2 separate regions of the Homo sapiens genome follow, and region 2 is linked to region 1. Evidence: read pairs that join two places in POLR2A ChIA-PET (ENCODE). Cell type or tissue: Panc1. All regions are shown on one strand. Each heading gives the region's core, and the rest is flanking DNA. Links, peaks and the distances in the headings are about the cores only.

Evidence for each region. Peaks named below come from ENCODE experiments on the same cell type or tissue, not always from the same donor. Only the 100,000 strongest peaks of a DNase experiment are listed, where the experiment ranks them.
Region 2: POLR2A ChIA-PET joins it to region 1 with 10 read pairs; 5 of 35 experiments call an interaction of 5 or more read pairs at or near these places.

Annotation. Positions count from the first base shown.
Region 1 is chr16:18,993,427-19,003,011 of GRCh38, forward strand. The region is part of intron 1 of TMC7 (transmembrane channel like 7); the gene reads left to right. Among named protein-coding and RNA genes, the nearest start is that of TMC7, 14 kb to the left of the region's middle. In Panc1, for the core only: no CTCF peak of the experiment used is centred there; DNase peaks (open chromatin) are centred at 4,790 and 5,475; H3K4me3 peaks cover 2,725 bases; H3K27ac peaks cover 4,912 bases.
Region 2 is chr16:18,929,543-18,939,127 of GRCh38, forward strand. It overlaps SMG1-DT (SMG1 divergent transcript), which reads left to right. Exons shown (of 2, transcript XR_001752094.2): 2 at 7,314-7,674. Among named protein-coding and RNA genes, the nearest start is that of SMG1, 7.9 kb to the left of the region's middle. In Panc1, for the core only: no CTCF peak of the experiment used is centred there; no DNase peak of the experiment used is centred there.

The DNA.
Region 1 (9,585 bases), core at 703-8,702:
TGATCCAAGAACCATTTGCCTTGTGTGGGAAGAGATTGATAGGTGGAAACTTCAGTAGAAGAGTAAATAGGAGTGACCAATGAGAAGGAGAAAAACGGGCCATGAGGGACAGAAGTTGAAACGCTAGCTGCTTCTTTAACTACCTTATCAGCATAAGTGTTGCCCTGAGTGATGGGATCTGATGCCTTTTGATGGCCCTTGCAGTGAATGACTCCAGCTTCCTTTGGAAGTAAAGCAGCTTTGAGAAGTTTTTATTAGAGAGGCATTAATGATGGAGGACCCTTGCATAGTGAGGACATTCTTTCTGCCCATATAACAGCATGGTGGTGCAGGATATGGAAGGCATATTTAGAGTCAGTATAAATATTGACGTGTAGTCCCTTTGCAAGAGAGAGGGCCCGAGTTAAGGCAATGAGTTCAGCCTGCTGAGAAGTAGTGGAGGGGGGCAGAGTGGTAGCCTCAATGATAGATGTGGAAGATACTATAGCATAGCCTGCCTTTGCTGGTGAGTGGTGATTAGGCCTGGTGGAGCTGCCATCAATAAACCAAGTGTGATCAGGGTAAGGAACAGGAAAGAAAGAAATATGGGGAAATGAAGTGAATGTCGGGTGGATCAGAGAGATACAGTCATGGGGGTCAGGTGTGGTATCTGGAATAATGTGGGAGGCTGGATTGAAGTCCAGGCCAGGAACAATGGTAAGTGTGGGAGACTCAACAAAGACTGAGTATACCTGAAGGAGCTGGGGGGCAGAAAGTATATACTTCAAGTGTGAGGAGGAAAATAGATTTTGAAAGTTATGAGAACTGTAGAGAGTAAGTGGAGCATAGTTTGTGATTTTGAGGGCCTCTAAAAGTATTAAAGCAGCAGCAGCAGCCGCCACATGCAGACATGAGGGCTATGCGAAAACAGTAAGGTCAAGTTGTTTGGACAGAAAGGCTACAGGGCGCACTCCTGGCTCTTGTGTAAGAATACTGACTATCGTGCCACTGCACTCCAGCCTGGGTGACACGGCGAGACTCTTCTCAAAAAAAAAAAAAAGAATTCTGACCGCACAGCCCTGTACTTTGGCTGTGTGTAATGAAAAGGGTGGGGATGAGTTAGGGAGAGCTAGTGTGGGAACAGCTTTTAGGGCTGCTTCTTAAGGAATGGAAAGGGGAGTGGGGAAAGGAGTTAGGATTTATGGGGTCAGCTAGGTTTATCTAGAACAGAATGGGTTGTGGAGGGAGGTATTGAGGATAGGAGAGTATATGGGTTTGGCACCACGGGGTGGATAGGGAAGATAATTTGGTTGATAAGGCTCAGATCCTGAACTAACCTGTAAGACTTGTCCAGTTTTTGGACAGCTAAAATGGGGGAATTGTAAGGAGAGTTTATAGGCTTTAAAAGGCCATGCTGTAACAGGCAAGTGATAACAGGCTTTAATCCTTTTAAAGCGTGCTGTGAGATGGGATATTGGCATTGAGCGGGGTAAGGGTGATTAGGTTTTAATGGGATGGTAAGGGGTGCATGATCCGTTGCCAAGGCGGGAGTAGAGGTGTCCTATACTTGTGGATTAAGGTGGGGAGATACAAGGAAAGGATGTGAGGGAGGCTTTGAACTGGGGGAAAAGGCGGCAATGAGGTGTGGCTGTAGCCCAGGAATAGTCAGAGAAGCAGATAATTTAGTTAAAATGTCTCATCCTAATAAGAGCTGGGCAGGTGGGGATAAATAAAAGGAGTACATTAAAGAATGTTGTCCAAGTTGGCACCAGAGTTGGGGAGTTTTAAGAGGTTTAGCAGCCTGGCTGTCAATACCTACAACGGTTATGGAGGCAAGGGAAACTGGCCCTTGAAAAGAGGGTAATGTGGAGTGGGTAGCCTCCGTATTGATTAAGAAGGGGACAGACTTACCCTCCACTGTAAGAGTTACCCAAAGCGTCCGTGATGGTCCGGGAGGCTTCTGAGGTGATCAGGCAGCATCAGTCTTCAGCCACTAAGCTGAGAAGATCTGGGAAGGAATCAGTCAGCGAGCCTTGGGCCAGAGTTCCAGGGGCTCTGGGAGTGGCTGCCGGGCGAGTTGGACAGTCCAATTTCCAATGGGGTCCCACACAGATGGGACACGGCTTAGGAGGAATCCTGGGCTGCGGGCATTCCTTGGCCCAGTGGCCAGATTTCCAGCACTTAGAGCAAGATCCTGGGGGAGGCGGTCCTGGAGGAACGCCTGGCCGCTGCGGTTCAGACGTTTTGAAGTTCTTGTGTGCTAGAGATGTGGCTGGGGTTTCTCTCACAGTGGAGGCAAGTAATTGCAACTCAGAAATACGTTGCTACTTGGCTGCATCTACTCTATTATTGTACACCTTGAAAGCGAGGTTAATAAGGTCCTGTTATGGGGTTTGAGGGCCGGAATCTAATTTTTGGAGCTTTTTCCAATGTCAGGAGTGGACTGGGTAATAAAGTGCATATTGAGAATAAGACAGCCTTCCTCCTGGATCTAGGACAGTAAAGTGTCTAAGGGTTGTTGCCAAGCATGCCATGAACTGGGCTGGGTTTTTATATTTGATGAAAAAAAACCTAAATGCTAACTGATTTGGGAGTGGTCAGATAAAGAAACCTTGACTTGCCTTTAGCTCCAGCCACCTTTTTAAGAGGAAATTGTTGGGCAGGTAGGGGAGGGCTAGTTGCAGAACGAATCTGTAAGCCAGACTGGGTGTGAGGAGGGGAGGTGACAGATAGATCCTAGGGTTGGGGAGCAGCGGCTGAGGAAGAATTGGGACCTGGCTTGGCCTGGCGAGGAGCAGCCTGGGGAGAAGGGGAGAGGTCAGATGAGTCTGTAGAAAAGAAGGATTCAAAGGACTCAGAGCTTGGGGTGGTGACTGAGGGAACAGACAGGAGAAAGAAGAAAGATTTGGGACAAGTCGCATTGGGAGCAGAGACTAGGGAGGGAGCAATGTGTAAAAGAATGCCTGGATGTCAGGCACCTCAGACCATTTCCCATTTTTCAACAAAAATTATCTAGATCTTGTAGGAATTTGCCCATTTTTCGACAAAAACTATCTAGATCTTATAGGATAGACAGATCGAAAGTGCCATTCTCTGGCCACTTGGAACTACTGTCGAGTTTGTATTGGGGCCAAGCAGTATTGCAGAAGAAAATAAGGCATTTAAGTTTTAGGTCAGGTGCGAGTTGAAGAGGTTTTAAGTTCTTGAGAACACAGGCTAAGGGAGAAGAAGGGGGAATGGAGGGCGGAAGGTTGCCCATAGTGAAGGACGTTAGTTTAAAGAGAAAGGTGGAGACACAGAGAAGGGGGTGGAGAGCAGCCCTGGGCTGCAATGTGGGTGAGCAGCCAAAGCAGGCGTCTCCGCAATTGACTTGCCACCAAGGGAATGTGGGTGAATGACCAAGGCAGGCATCCCTGCGGTGATCAGACACCAATGAAATGTGGGTGAATAATCAGGCAGGTGTCCCCGCAGTGATTAAACATCAAGGGAAGGCTGTCTTCCCAAGTCCATGACTAGCGCCGGAGTTTTGGGTCCACGAATAAAATGTGTCTCTTTTGTCTCTATTAGAGAGGAAAAAGAACTGGAATTGGAATGACAGGGAGATTGAAGGGTAGCGAGAGAGGCCAGAGAAGAGTGAAAAGACTGCTTACCTGATTTGAAATTGGTGAGATGTTCCTTGGTCTGGTTGGTCTGAGGACCCGAGGTCATAGGTGGATCTCCTCACGGAGTGAGGGCGAGGACAGGGGACCGGTCTCCCGAAGGAGTCCTCCCGTCCTGGGTTTTGGCATCAAATGTCTCACATGTCTATGTGAAGAGAACACCAAACAGGCCATCTGGATGTATATGTGCAGGTCACTGGGGATACGATGGCTTAGCTTGGGCTCAGAGGCCTGACACTGACCTCAAGTGATCAGCCTGCCTTGGCCTCTCAAAGTGCTGGGATTACAGGTATGAGCCACCGTGCCTGGCCTTTTTATTTTTTGAGACAGGGTCTCACTCTGTCACCCAGACTGGAGTGCAGTGGTGTGATCTCGGCTCACTGCAACCTCTGACTCCTGGATTCAAGCGATTCTCCTGCCTTAGCCCCCCAAGTAGCTGGGATTACAGGCGCCCACCACCACACCCAGCTAATTTTTGTATTTTTAGTAGAGACAGGGTTTCGCCATGTTGGCCAGGCTGGTCTCCAACTCCTGACCTCAGGTGATCCAGCCACCTCTGGCCTCCAAAGTGCTGGGATTGAGCCACCGCACCCAGCCACCGCACCCGGCCTCAGGCACTGTTTTGAGCCAAGGATCTGCAAACAACTCCTGTGCCAAATCCAGCCTTTTTTTTTTTTTTTTTTGAGATGGAGTCTTGCTCTGTCGCCCAGGCTGGAGTGCAGTGGTACGATCTCGGCTCACTGCAAGCTCCGCCTCCCGGGTTCACACCATTCTCCTGCCTCAGCATCCCGAGTAGCTGGGACTACAGGCACCCACCACCATGCCCGGCTAATTTTTTTTTTGTATTTTAGTAGAGACGGGGTTTCACCATGTTAGCCAGGATGGTCTCGATCTGCTGATCTCGTGATCCGCCCGCCTCGGTCTCCCAAAATGCTGGGATTACAGGCGTGAGCCACCAAGCCTGGCCAACCTTTTTTTTTGTAATTCAACCTTTAGTAGAACACAGCCATGCTCATTCGTTTATGGATTATCTGTGGCTGCTTTCCTGCTACAAGGACAAAGCTGAGTAATTGCAAATAGTAAATTCCTACCTCTTTACAGAAAACGTTTGCTGACGTCTGTTCTAAGCACATTACATATGATTGCCATCTAATCCTCAGGACAGCTATAGGAGGTAGGAACCGCTGTCTACATTTTATAGGTGGGAAAACCAAGGCATGGAATGGTCAAGAAACTTGCCAGGTTATGCAGGCAGCAAGTGAGGCTGGTGTCCAAATCCAGGCAGGGTGGGTTGGGAAACTGTGCTCTTAACTGCCAGGCCTTGCCACCTTCTCGGACAGACAGAATTGCAGTAACTGCCCCACAGACCCCTGACCAGATGCTCCACGGGCATGAAAAGCAGGGGCTTGGCTGGACGCGGTGGCTCACGCCTGTAATCCCAGCACTTTGGGAGGCTGAGGCGGGTGGATCACGAGGTCAGGAGATCGAGACCATCCTGGCCAACATGGTGAAACCCCGTCTCTACTAAAAATACAAAAAATTAGCCGGGCGTGGTGGCGGGCACCCATAGTCCCAGCCACTTGGGAGGCTGAGGCAGGAGAATGGCGTGAACCCAGGAGGCGGAGCTTGCAGTGAGCTGAAATCAAGCCACTGCACTCCAGCCTGGGTGACAGAGTGAGACTCTGTCTCAAAAAAAAAAAAAGAAAAGCAGGGGCTTGAGGGCTTGAGTTCCAGGCCCAGCAGCAGCTCTTATGATGGAGTTAGTCACTGCTCCTGAAGGCTGTTTGCTCATCTGTTTGTAAAGCCTTAGACCCAGCCAGTCACCGGCCCCACCCAGGTGCCAGTTGACGTGAGTCATGCAGTTTCTCCTGACACTACTGTTACAAAGTCTAGCAGATCCGGGAGGCTACCAGGGCCTCTGGCTCCTCCCCTCTCAGACTAAGCTCTGGGCTGCTGTGATTGAGGCCCCTCTATGCTGTATTTATTTATTTTGAGACAGTGTCTCTCTCTGTCACCTAGGATGGAGTGCATTGCTTCCATCACAGCTCACTGCAGCCTCAACCTTCCAGGCTCGAGCGATCCTCCCACCTCAGCCAAAAAAATGTTTTATTTTTCTGTAGAGACAGGGTCTCACTATGGTGCCCAGGTTGGTCTTGAACTCCTGGGTTCAAGCAATCCTCCCGCCTCATCCTCTCAAAGTGTTGGGATTATAGGCATGAGCCACTGCATCCAGCCAGTCATATTTCAATTGCTTAATAGTCCCATGTGGCCAGTGGCCACTGTATTGGACAGTGCAGATATAGAACATGCCCTTCATTGCCGAAGCCCAACAAAGGGTAAGCCACCATGCCCGCACCCCTGACTTATTTTTCTCCATGCACTTATCAACATCTGAAATACATTGTTTTTACTTGTTTAATGTCTGTCTCCTCCAAATAGAATGTAAGTTTCGTAAAAGCAGGGAAATGGTGTGTGGTCTTCAAGGCTATGTTGTAGTCCTAGAACAGTGCTTGAGTGGTGATAGTTGCTCAGTAAATGTTTCTGAGTGACTGACTGGTGGGTGAATACATGAATAGATGGATGGGTGGGTGGTCTTTCCAGGAGCAGGGCAATGATCAGCCACTGGCTTTGGAGGGCTTCTTGCAATTGATTGACATGTCATAGCAGCTTCAACTAGAGTCTGGGGACGTTTTTTTGTTTTTGTTTTTGTTTTTTTTGAGATAGAGTCTCGCCCTGTTGCCCAGGCTGGAGTGCAGTGGCGCGATCTCGGCTCACTGCAAGCTCTGCCTCCCGAGTTCACGCCATTCTCCTGCCTCAGCCTCCAGAGTAGCTGGGACTACAGGTGCCCGCCACCACGCCCTGCTAATTATTTGTATTTTTAGTAGAGACGGGGTTTCACCATGTTAGCCAGGATGGTCTCGATCTCCTGACCTCGTGATCCACCCGCCTCAGCCTCCCAAAGTGCTGGGATTACAGGCGTGTAATCACGAAGGCTGCGAGCCACCACGCCGGGCAGAGTCCGGGCTTTATGAGTTCTTGGGTTAAGACCCTTTAGTAGCTGTAAACACAGATTATCTGGACACCCTCCCTCCACTTAACATCCAAAATAAAAACAATTCAGCCAGGCATGGTGGCTCACGCCTGTAATCCCAGCACTTTGGGAGGCTGAGGCAAGTGGATCATTTGAGGCCAAGAGTTCGAGGGCAGCCTGGCCAGCATGGTGAAATCTTGTCTCTACCAAAAATACAAAAAATTAGCCGGGCGTGGTGGTACACGCCTGTAATCCCAGCTACTTGGGAGGCTGAGGCAGGAGAATCGCTTGAACCCGGGAGGCAGAGGTTGCAGTGAGCTGAGATTGCGCCACTGCACCACTGCACTCCAGCCTGGGTGACAGAGCAAGACTCTGTCTCAAAAGCAAAAACAAAAAATAAAAACAATTCAAGTGAAAAGAAGTCCATAATGTTCTGAGATTGATATCTACATCGACTTATCGGTAATATCAAATTGTGTGTGCATGCATGACATTTTATCATTTCATGAGAAGAAAAAGCAAAGCACATTTCTAATAGGGCTGGTTTGTGTAGAGTACCTGAAATAGGAAGAATGTGATATATGGTCAACATCCCAGTCAATATTTTTTGCCAGCTTTTTTTACCCTGTAAATTATTTTTGTTCCAGGTACGGTGGCTCACCCCTGTAATTTCAATACTTTGGGAGGTGGAAGCAGGTGCATTGCTTGGGTCCAGGAGTTTGAGACCAGTCTGGGCAATATGGTAAAACCCCATCTCTACTAAAAATACAAAAAATTAACTGGGTGTGGTGGCACACACCTGTAGTCCCAGCTACTTGGGAGGCTGAGGCCAGAGGATTGCTTGAGCCTGGGAGGCAGAGTGAGTGGAAATGGCACCACTGCACTCTAGTGTGGGTGACAGAGTGAGATCCTGTCTCAAAAATAAAACACCAAACAAAACAACAAAATGTTTTGTATTGTGAAAAAAATACATCATTCATATAGAGAAGAATAATATTCAAGGGTTAAATTCCTAAAATCTTTTACTCATTTTTTTGACACCCTTTCTTTCCTGGTATGTAAAGTACTTTGGTTGGCGTGGTGGGTGATCTAACCTATCTTGTATCCTCAGCATCAAATTCATTCATTCCTGAATTATTCATTCATTCAACTTAGAAGGTATTTATTAAGCATCTGTCCTGTACCAGGCTCTGTGCTAGACCCTGGTAATTCAGCAGTGACAGAAAGAGATAAGGTCCCTGCCTTCATAGAAGTTATAGAGTCAGAGACAACACACAAGTAAAAAATTAAAAAGGACAGAGTAGGCTGAGTGTGGTGGTTCACACCTATAGTCCCAGCACTTTGGGAGGCTGAGGTGGGAGGATCACTTGAGCCCAGAAGTTCGAGACTAGCCTGGGCAACATAACGAGACCTCATCTCTATTAAAATATATGCATATTAACTGGGTGTAGTGGTGCACACCTGTGGTCCCAGCTACTCAGGAGCCTGAGGCGAGGAGTATTGCCTGAGCCTGGGAGATCAAGGCTGCAGTGAGCTATGATGGTACCACTGCACTCCAGCCTGGGCAACAGAGCAAAACCTTGTCTTAAACAAACAACACAAAAAGGATGGAGTAGTAACAGGGGTGAGTGAGTGCGGTGGAGTGGGTACTTAGGAGCTATGTGGTGTTTGAAGGAGTGAGCAAAAGCTCATCAAAGCACAGAGCAAGTCTTCATCTTCTCCAGAGTCCCAACCTCCAGTCTGGAGTCTGGCCCAGAGAGAGGATCCACGCAAGTTGTCAAACAGAACTAATTCCCATAGCAGCTGGTGAGAGGCCTGGATCCAGTGACCTACAAGGTCCCTTTTTACCCAGAGTTTCCATGATACTTTGTGTGGGAAACAAACCCCTGCTGTGAACTCAGCACCAAATACGGTTGGGCAAGTTTCTTGGCTAGAACGCGGGGGAAGCTGGTGGTGGTTTTAGTGCCATTTAGATCATACTTGGCTGGTGCCCACATCCTGGGAGGTTCATGCCTGTTGGTAGGATGTGGTGTCCTGTGGGAAAAGTTGCCAAGAAAGGACCTCAGGATGCTCACCAGATGTACCTGCCTCTGCCACTGCTCATTCATTCATTCATTCATTCTTCAGATGGAGGGCCGCTTTTTTTTTTTTTTTTTTTAAGATGGAGTTTTGCTGTTGTTGTCCAGACTGAAGTGTGATGGAGTGATCTCGGCTCACTGCAACCCCCGCCTCCTGGGTTCAAGTGATTCTCCTGCCTCAGCCTCCCAAGTAGTGGGATTACAGGCATGCATCACCACGCCCGGCTAATTTTGTATTTTTTTAGTAGAGACAGGGTTTCACCATGTTGGTCAGTCTGGTCTTGAACTCCTGACCTCAGGTAATCCACCCGCCTTGGCCTCCCAAAGTGCTGGGATTACAGGCGTGAGCCACAGTGCCCAGCCCGGATGGAGGGCCTTCTGTGAGCAAGACACCGCTTTTAAGCCTCAGAGAGACTTTGTCCTTAACCTGGAAGAATAGTATATGGCAGAAAAATTGGCTATGCCTGGCCCTGCTCCCTCATGTCTCCTGGAATTACCCAGTCATCCTCCTACCTAAGTAATAATCTCCTAATTGCTGAAATCTGGCCCCAGTGACCAAGAAGTTCTAGGCATTCTTAGAGGCACCCCAATATCTGAAATATGCTACCTGCTCCTGTGCAGATGGTCAACAGCAGCCCACGCTGACCACAGGACTACAGTGGCCATCCCAACAGCAAGGCTCTTGGCTGGACCAATTCAGTAGAATGTCTGACAATAACTGTAATGAGATGATCTTATTCTTTAAGGATGAGAAGGACATCAAGGCTCTAAGTGGTGAAATGACCTGTGGTAAAACCAGGAGTCTGTCTTGACACTCAAGTCTTGGGCAAGTCACCAT
Region 2 (9,585 bases), core at 472-8,471, 64 kb before region 1:
TTTCCTTAGGATAGATTCCGAGAAGTGGAGTTATTGGGGAAAAGGCTGTTAATGATTTTAAGTCTTTGGATACAGACTGTTAAGTTGCTTTCCAGAAGTTTCTGCCAATGATAGTCTGATACTTTCTGTGTCCTCACACCACCCTTTGTCAACACTGAGTGTTTTTGAGGGTTAATTATTTCTATGAGAGAAGTTAAAAAAAAAAAGACAACAGAGAAATTGCTTCAGGTGGGGCATGGTGGCTCACGCCTGTAATCCCAGCACTTTGGGAGGCTGAGATGAGAGAATCACTTAAGCCTAGGAGGTGGAGGTTGCAGTGAGCCTAGATCGTGCCACTACACTCCAGCCTGGGCAACAGAGTGAGACTCCATTTCAATAAAATTAATCAAATGAATCAAACGTGAGCAACTCTCATAACTTCCAACATTTTTTTCTTCTTCCTGTTGGTGGTTCTGCCTCTCTGGTTCCATTAGGATTTCCCTACTCCATTTCAGTCATGGGAGCCGAGTTTCTGTTCCTGAAACACACCAAGCCTTTCTGGCCTCTGGATTTTTGTACTTGCTGTTCCCGCCATCTGGAATGCCTTCCCTGCATTTGTTCCCATCAGGGTTGGGACTAGCAACGTGACAGGTGATGGAGTTGCTGAGGGTGCAAAATTTAAGGAGGCACCTACTCCCAGGGTCATGCAAAAGCCAACTTTGCATTTGCACAATCCTGTGAGTAAGTCCCTCCTTAAATTTGAGGCTCTGCCGTAATCCCAGCTACTCAGGAGGCTGGGGCAGGAGAATTGCTTGAACCTGGGAGGCAGAGGTTGCAGTAGGCTGAGATCCTGCCATTGCACTCCAGCCTGGGCAACAGGGCGAGAATCCATCTAAAAAAAAAAATGAGGCTCTAGGCACCACATTTGCCCTACTCTGGCCCCTGCCCTGATTTTCCTGGCCTGTCTCATCTCCAGACAGGTTTCTTTGACGTCCCTTGCCCATAAAAGCTGGCCAGTGCCCTTTCCAGGTACTCTGTCACATACCCTATTTCTTTCCTTGGTAGTACCCAGCACCATCTGCAAGTATTGGGTTTCTTTGCATATTTAGCATCGGTCCAACCCTTAGGATATCAGCTTTGCAAGAGCAAAGGTCACATCTATCTCAGCCTACCTCCTCCATACTCAGCACACAGCACAGCACCTGACCATAGGAAGCACTCAAGAAATGGGAGGAATGAAATGGAAATTATCTAAAATAAGGATCAAGATTGATACAGAAGTATTCATCTCAGTTTTACTTATTAATAGCAAAACAAAAACAAAACACCTGGAAATTATACTAATGCTCAACAATAGGAAACTGATTAGGATGCAGTACATTCAGAGCTGAAATTTTCTGCAGCCATTACAAATTACATTTGTGAAGTTTTGTTTTTTTTTTTTTTTTTTTTGAGACAGAGTTTTGCTCTTGTTGCCCAGGCTGGAGGGCAATGTCTCGATCTCGGCTCACTGCAACCTCCACCTCCCGGGTTCAAGCGATTCTCCTGCCTCAGCTTCCCGAGTAGCTGGTATTACAGGCGTCTGCCACCATGCCCAGCTAATTTTTGTATTTTTAGTAGAGACAGGGTTTCACCATGCTGGGCAGGTTGGTCTCAAACTCCCGACCTCAGGTGATCCGCCCGCCTCCGCCTCCCAAAGTGCTGGGATTACAGGTGTAAGCCACTGTGCCCGGCCTAAAACAAAAATTTACAAAGCTAAAAGTAAGCATTCAATAAATAGGTGTTGAATGAATGAACAGAGAATGAATACTCTTAGAGTGTGGCAGTGACTCAGACAGACCAACTGAGTAAACTTTAGCCAAGACATCAAGTCTTAGCTCTAAAAATAGTGACCAACTCTACCTAATGTTTATTGAGCATTTATTTTTTATTTTATTTTATTTTATTTTATTTTGAGATGGAGTCTTGCTCTGTCGCCCAAGCTGGAGTGTAGTAGCAACATCTCGGCTCACTGCAACCTCCGCCTCCCAGGTTCAAGCAATTCTCCTGCCTCAGCCTCCCGAGCAGCTGGGACTACAGGCATGTGCCACCATGCCCAGCTAATTTTTGTGTTTTTAGTAAAGACAGGATTTCGCCATGTTGGCCAGGCTGGTCTCGAACTCCTGACCTCAGGTCATCTGCCCACCTCAGCCTCCCAAAGTGCTGGGATTACAGGCATGAGCCACGGCACTCGGCCTTTATTGAGCATTTACTAATGCAAAACCACTCAGTCAAATGATCAATATGAGTTGTTACTTCAAGGAATTCCCCCAAACCAAGCTAAGGTAGGTTTCAATGTGGCATTTTACACTTTGGGGCTGTGATACCAAGAGAAGCTAGCTCCCTGCACAAGGTCACCCAGCTGGTAGCAGGCAGGGCCAGGAAGGGAATGTCACAGGCAGAGACAGAAGGGACATTTGGCCCCAACTCCACATTCGTCAAAGGCGTCAGATTTAGACCTTTGACGTGATCGCCTAGTGAAGTTAGACCCAGAGTCCCAGAGACACTCGAACAGGAAGGAAGTCTGAAGTTAACAAACTATGTCCATTACCAGCTCACACACCTGTAGAGGCTGTGCATGGCATTCATACTTCCTAATAAATTATATTATTACCTGGTGAACATGTAATTACATCGCTTCATAGTTTGTTTCCCCTTGTGTTAAAAGTGTTCAAAACATAAAAAGGAAACAAAATATAGTACAAATTGTGAATGCTCTTTGTTATTTCTTAAATTTTTGATACACTCAGAACCTCAAAAACTGTGAGTAACGTGATCCTGTCTTAACTCCTAAAAGATCTTCCAGTAAGGATTCGAACACAAACCAACCCCAGGGTCTTTCATCACCAGGATTTTCCTAGAAATCTTCCAAACTTCCTAGAGAGACACTGTACTGACATTTATTCTCTAAGTAAACAAAAGAGAATTCTCTCTTTTGTTTTCTTTTGACCCTATGTCTGGCCCAGGATTAACCCCTATTAGGCACCAAGAATTGAGGAACTTTATTCTCAACCAGGAGACTCAACTTACATGGGTGATTTTTAAAATGCAATCTTAAAAGCAAATCCACATCATAAAGACATTAAAGCAGATTTTTCAAAAAGAAAAACAGCAGCCTTCTTGTTCCTGCTCCCAGCTAGGAAATCTTTGTCACAGGTCAGGCTCCCTCAGTAAGGGCTATTTTTATAGCGATTTTTCAAGCTGGTGCAGGAGGAATTTGGCTGAGAAACCTCATGACACATTTGAAATCTCCACTTGGGCAGTCTCAGCTTGAGGCAGGGGCCAAAATTCTATGAATCAGGGCACAAGAAGTGCTGCCCAGTGGCTCGTGCATTCTTTCAACAATAAAATAGGAAGCCGGTGATGCTCATCTTAAGCTATTTGTAACTTTTAAATTGGAGAAAACAAGAAAGTGAAATTCCCTTATGTTTGGTCCTGAGCTGCCCAAGGACTGGCATGGTGATTTTAATGGAGCTAACTCCTTTGCTTTCCCTGATTAATCCATTATTAGGAATATATGTAAATAAAATGCAAACTTATGTAAATAAAATCTCCCAACAGCAAGTTACTGCCCTCTATTGTTTATACAGTTATCATTTAACATGCTGGACGCAGTGGCTCATGCCTGTAATCCCAGCACTTTGGGAGGCTGAGGTGGGTGGCTCACCTGAGGTCAGGAGTTCAAGACCAGCCTGGCCAATATGGTGAAACCCAATCTCTACTAAAAATACAGTCTTGGCTCACTGCAACCTCTGCCTCCTGGGTTCAAGCGATTCTCCTGCCTCAGCCTCCCGAGTAGCTGGGACTACAGGCGTGATCCACTGCGCCCAGCAAGTTTAACTCTAAAGAGTTAAAGAGACTACCAAATAAGGGAAGGATAAATATTTCACTTCAGAACTTCTAGTTGAAATAGGATCATTTAGCTTCTTTGGGACACTGCTATCTATGTCTTAGCTGAAATGATTTCTTCATCCCATACCAGGGAAGCAAATGGAGGCTTATTCCATAAAGTGTTTTGTGCTGTATAATTTGAAGGTCACACTGCTTGGCATAGTGTTTTCACCATCCCCCAGGCATACCACGTCTCAGAGGACCCTCCCTGCTGGTCCCTGGAAGAGGCTTCTCAGATAAAGCAGGACTTAAGGTAGTTTTTAGATGAAGGGGAGCAGATGGCTGAGTATTACATCACCTCAGGTAAAGGAAACAGGGATATGAAAATAATAGGATTGTAGAAAAATAATAGTCTAATCTCCAAATTATCAACAAGTATTGGGGAAGTGTTTACTCCCAGCAAACATCAGGGATGGAAGGGGACTAATAAAAGCCTGGCCCTGTACTACTCAATTTAAAAGCAGATACCATCTTTTTTACCTTTGTGTCAAACTAATAACAGCCACTTACTAAGAATTTTATTTTTATTTCTTTTCTTTCCTTTCTTTCTTTTCTTTCTTTCTTTCTTTTCTCTTTTTCTCTTTCTTCTTTTTTTGATGGAGTCTAGTCCGTCACCCAGACTGGAGTGCAGTGGCACGATCTCGGCTCATTGCAACCTCCACTTCCCGGGTTCAAGCAATTCTCCTGCCTCAGCCTCCCGAGTAGCTGGGGTTACAGGTGCCTGCCGCCATACCCGGCTAATTTTGCATTTTTAGTAGAGATGGGGTTTCACTATGTTGGTCAGGTTGGTCTCGCACTCCTGACCTCAGGTGATCCACCCACCTCAGCCTCCCAAAGTGCTGGGATTACAGGCATGAGCCACTGTGCCCAGTCTCTCTCTTTTTCTTTCTTTCTTTTCTTTACTTTTTTATTTTATTTTTATTTTTTTTGAGACAGGGTCTTGCTCTATTACCCAGATTGAGTTGCAGTGCTGCAAACACAGCTCACTGCAGCTCAACCTCTTGGGCACAAGTGATTTTCTCACCTTAGCCTCCCAAGTAGCTGGGACTACAGGTGTATTCCACAACATACACTGGGCTAGTTGGATTTTTTTTTTTTTTGACGGAGTTTCACTCTTGTTACCCAGGAATGGAGTGAAATGGCGTGATCATGGCTCACTGCAACCTCTGCATCCAAGATTCAAGCAATTCTCCTGCCTCAGCCTTCCAAGTAGCTGGGATTACAGGCATGTGCCACCACACTGGCTACTTTGTATTTTAGTAGAGACAGGGTTTCTCCATGTTGGCCAGGCTAGTCTCGAACTCCTGACCTCAGGTGATCCAGTCACCTCGGTCTCCCAAAGTGCTGGGATTACAGGTGTGAGCCACCATGTCCAGCCTTTTTATTTTATTTATTAATTTTTTTTTTGAGACAGAGTCTCACTCTGTCGCCCAGGCTGGAGTGCAGTGGCACGATTTCAGCTCACTACAACCTCCACCTCCCGGGTTCAAGCGATTCTTCTGCCACAGCCTCCTGAGTAGCTGAGATTACAGGCACTTGCCACCATGCCCGGCTAATTTTTTGTATTTTTAGAAGAGAAAGGGTTTCACCATGTTGGCCAGGCTGGTCTCCATCTTCTGACCTCGTGATCTGCCCGCCTCGGCCTCCCAAAGTGCTGGGATTACAGGCGTGAGCCACCCTGCCCGCCCAGAGATGGGGTCTTTCTATGTTGCCCAGACTGATCTTGAGCTCCATGCCTTAAGCAATCCCCCCACCTCCCACAGAGGAGCTGGAGACCAGCCTGACCAACATGGTGAAACCCCGTCTCTACAAAAATGCAAAAATTAGCCAGGCATGATGGCAGGTGCCTGTAATCCCAGCTACTTGGAAGGCTGAGGTGGGAGAATCGCCTGAACCCGGAAGGTGGAGGTTATTATGAGCTGAGATCATGCCACTGCAGTCCAGCCTGGATGACAGAGCAAGACTCCATCTCACACACACAAAAAAAAAAAAAAAAAAAGAAGAAGAAGAAAAAGAAGAGAAATACACCAGCTGGGCCTGGTAACACATGCCTGTAATCCCAGGACTCTGGGAGGCCAAGGTGAGTGATCACTTGAGTCCAGAATTTCAAGACCAACCTGGGCAACATGGAGAAACCCTGTCTCTACAAAAAAAAAAAAAAAAAAAAAAAAAAATTTAGCCATGCATGGTGGTACACACCTGTAGTCCCAGCTACTCAGGATGCTGAGGTGAGAGAATTGCTTGAGCCTAGGAGGTGGAGGTTGCAGTGAGCCAAAATTGCACCACTACACTCCAGCATGAGTGATAGAGTAAGACCCTATCTTAAAAATAATAATAATAAAGAAAAGAAATAGACTTATAGCTATCTATATATATGTTATGTAATGTTATATAGATATAGGAAAAGGCTGGAAGGATATTGTGACAGTTAATTTTAATGTGTCAAATTGACTGGGGCACAGGGTGCCCAGATATTTGGTTGAACAGTATTCTGGGTGTGTCTGTGAGGATATTTTTTTTTTCATTACTTTTTGAGACGGGGTCTTGCTTTGTCAGCCAGGCTGGAGTGCAGTGGTGCAATCATGGCTCACTGCAGCCTTGACCTCTCAGGCTCCAGTGAGCTTCCTCCCTCAGCCTCAGGTGTAGCTAGGACCACAGGTGTGTGCCACCATGCCCAGCTAATTTTTTAATTTTTTGTAGAGACAAGGTCTCACTATGTTGCCCAGGCTGGTCTCAAACTCCTGGGCTCAAGCGAGTCTACTCCTTCAGATTCACAAAGTGTTGGGATTACAAGGCATGAGCCACCACACCCAGTCTGTGAGGGTATTTTTGGATGAGATTAACTTTTATTTATTTATTTGTTTGTTTTTTAAACAGAGTCTCCCTCTGTTGCCCAGGCTGGAGTGCAGTGGCATGATCTCGGCTCACTGCAACCTCCGCCTCCCGGGTTCAAATAATTCTCCTGCCTCAGCCTCCAGAGTAGCTGGGATTACAGGTGCACACCACCATGCCTGGCTAATTTTTGTATTTTCAATAGAGATGGGGTTTCACCATATTGGCCAGGCTGGTCTGAAACTCATCTCACGTGATCTGCCCACCTCAGCCTCCCAAATTGCTGGGATTACAGGCGTGAGCCACCGCACCTGGCCAATTTTTGTGTTTTTTATAGAGATGGGGTTTTGCTATATTGGCTAGGTTAGTCTCAAACTCCTGACCTCAAGTGATCCTCCTGCCTTGGCCTCCCAAAGCACCCATGTGTGCCACCACACCCGGCCCATAGTAATTCTTCAAACATCGACCAACTGGTGGTTCTTGGCTGCTGAGAAGCCAGACCGGACAATGTGTGTGCACCTGCTATTCTCCATTGGTCCCTGCAAATCTATTCTCCATCTTTCTCCATTCAGCTCTGCAACCCAGAGAGTGACCTGCATGGAGCGTGCCAGCTGAATCCCTTGTCCTGTGTCTTCTGGCTGAGTTCTACCATAGGAAACACCGCCACGTGGGAGAACAGGAAGACATTGATGTCTGGGTGCTTATTCCTAAAGCTTCCTCCCTGAGGTCACCTGGAGGTTGCTGCATCTCTCTACTGAAGGCCACAGTTCCTGTCATATGACTGTCTCCATCCAGCTGCCTTCTCTAAGTTCCAGCAACCACTGTCTCTCTCCCTTGATCTTTGAGCCTAAAGGTAATGCAGGCTCCCTGATGTTGCTAGCCCTAGGATACTGCAGCATTCTTTGTTAGTTTACTAAAACCCTCTGTAAATAACCCTTTGCTACACTTTCATCATCTTTCTTTCTTTCTTTTTTAGAGACAAGGTCTCCCTCTGTCACCCAGGCTAGGGTGCAGTGGCACAATCACGGCTCAGGACCGGTGCAAGAAGGGAAGGTTGCATTCATAAGTTAGCAAACTTCAGAAAGCTCTTTGAAAAAAAAAAAAAAAAAAGAATCTTATTACCATTTTGTTTTTGTAGAAAGCCCACTTGATAAAAGTATTAATAACACACATGAGAAAGAGCTCACAGTGTTTTCCAGAAAAAAACACTTTGATTCTATAAAAGAGGTCAGTAGACTACAATATGAAGAATCCTTCTGTTGGCTTAACTTTTAGACTATATGACAAGTTCTCTGACTATAAAGACACTGATCAAAAGAACTCAGTTTAGCACAATATCCAAAGTCCAAAGTACAAGCAATAAAAGAAGAATCAGGTAAATTAGACTACATCAAAATGTTAAACTTTTTGCCTCAAAGGACACCATCAACAGGGTGAAAAGACAAAGCATGGAATGGGAGAAAATATTTGCAAATCATATATTTGATAAAGGGTTAATATCTAGAATATATAAAGAGCTCCTACAACTCAACAACAACAACAAAAAAAAACCCAAAAATACAAACAAACAAAACCAACTCTTTTTACTTAAAAAAAGGGGCGGAAGTTTTTTGTTTGTTTTGTTTTTGTTTTGTTTTGAGACAGGGTTTCACTCTGTCGCCAAGGAGTGCAGTGGCACCATCTCAGCTCACTGAAACCTCCACCTCCTGGGTTCAAACGAAAATATTTCTTTTCGTTTCTGTTTTTGTTGTTGTTGTTGTTGTTGTTGTTATTGTTGTTGTTTTTGAGGCAGAGTTTCAGTCTTTTGCCCAGACTGGAGTGAAGTGGCGGGCGCAATCTCGGCTCACTGCAACCTCCACCCCCCTGGGTTCAAGCGATTCTCCTGCCTCAGCCTCCCGAGTAGCTGGGATTACAGGCACCCGCCACCACGCCCAGCTAATTTTTGTTATTTTTAGTAGAGACAGGGTTTTGCCATGTTGGCCAGGCTGGTCTCAAACTACTGACTTCAGGTGGTCCACTCGCCTCACCCTCCCAAAGTGCTGGGATTACAGGCGTGAGCCACGGCGCCCGGGCAACTTTGTCCATTTTCGCCAGGAAGGCTGAAAGAGTTCTGAGGTGCTGCTTGATGCTGTAGTAAATCTCTTCTCTGTTTCTGTTTGGATGAAAGGAGTATATCTATATTCATGGCGCACTTAGAAAATGTAATTTTCTCTTACAGGTAAACAAATGATGGAGGAGGGAAGCTTAAGGGACAGGAGATTATGTAGGTGATAGTTTCTGGGCCACTTCCTGTTTTAAGTACCTTTTTTATTCCCCGCTTTCCAATTTGTAAAACATTGATGTGCTCACTGACATTGGACAGGGCACTTAATCTCCCAAAACCTTCATTTGCTCATCTGCAAACTCAAGGGTTTGAGTTAGACCGTGGCTTAGTGGTTTTCCAACTTCATTTTATTTTATTGAGACAGGGTCTCACTCCATCGGCCAGGCTGGAGTGCAATGGTGCGATCTCGTCTCGCTGCAACCTCTGCCCTCTGGGTTCAAGTGATTCTCCTGCTTCAGCCTCCTGAGTAGCTGGGATTACAGCACCCGCCACCACGCCCAGCTAATTTTTTTTGTTGTTGTTTTTTGAGATGGAGTTTTGCTCTTGTTGCCCAGGCTGTAGTGCAATGGCGCGATCTCAGCTCACCGCAACCTCCACCTCCTGCCTCAAGCAATTCTCCTGCCTCAGCCTCCGGAGTAGTTGGGATTACAGGCATGTGCCACCACATCCAGCTAGTTTTGTGTTTTTAGTAGACACGGGGTTTCTCCATGTTGGTCAGGCTGGTCTCCAACTCCCGACCT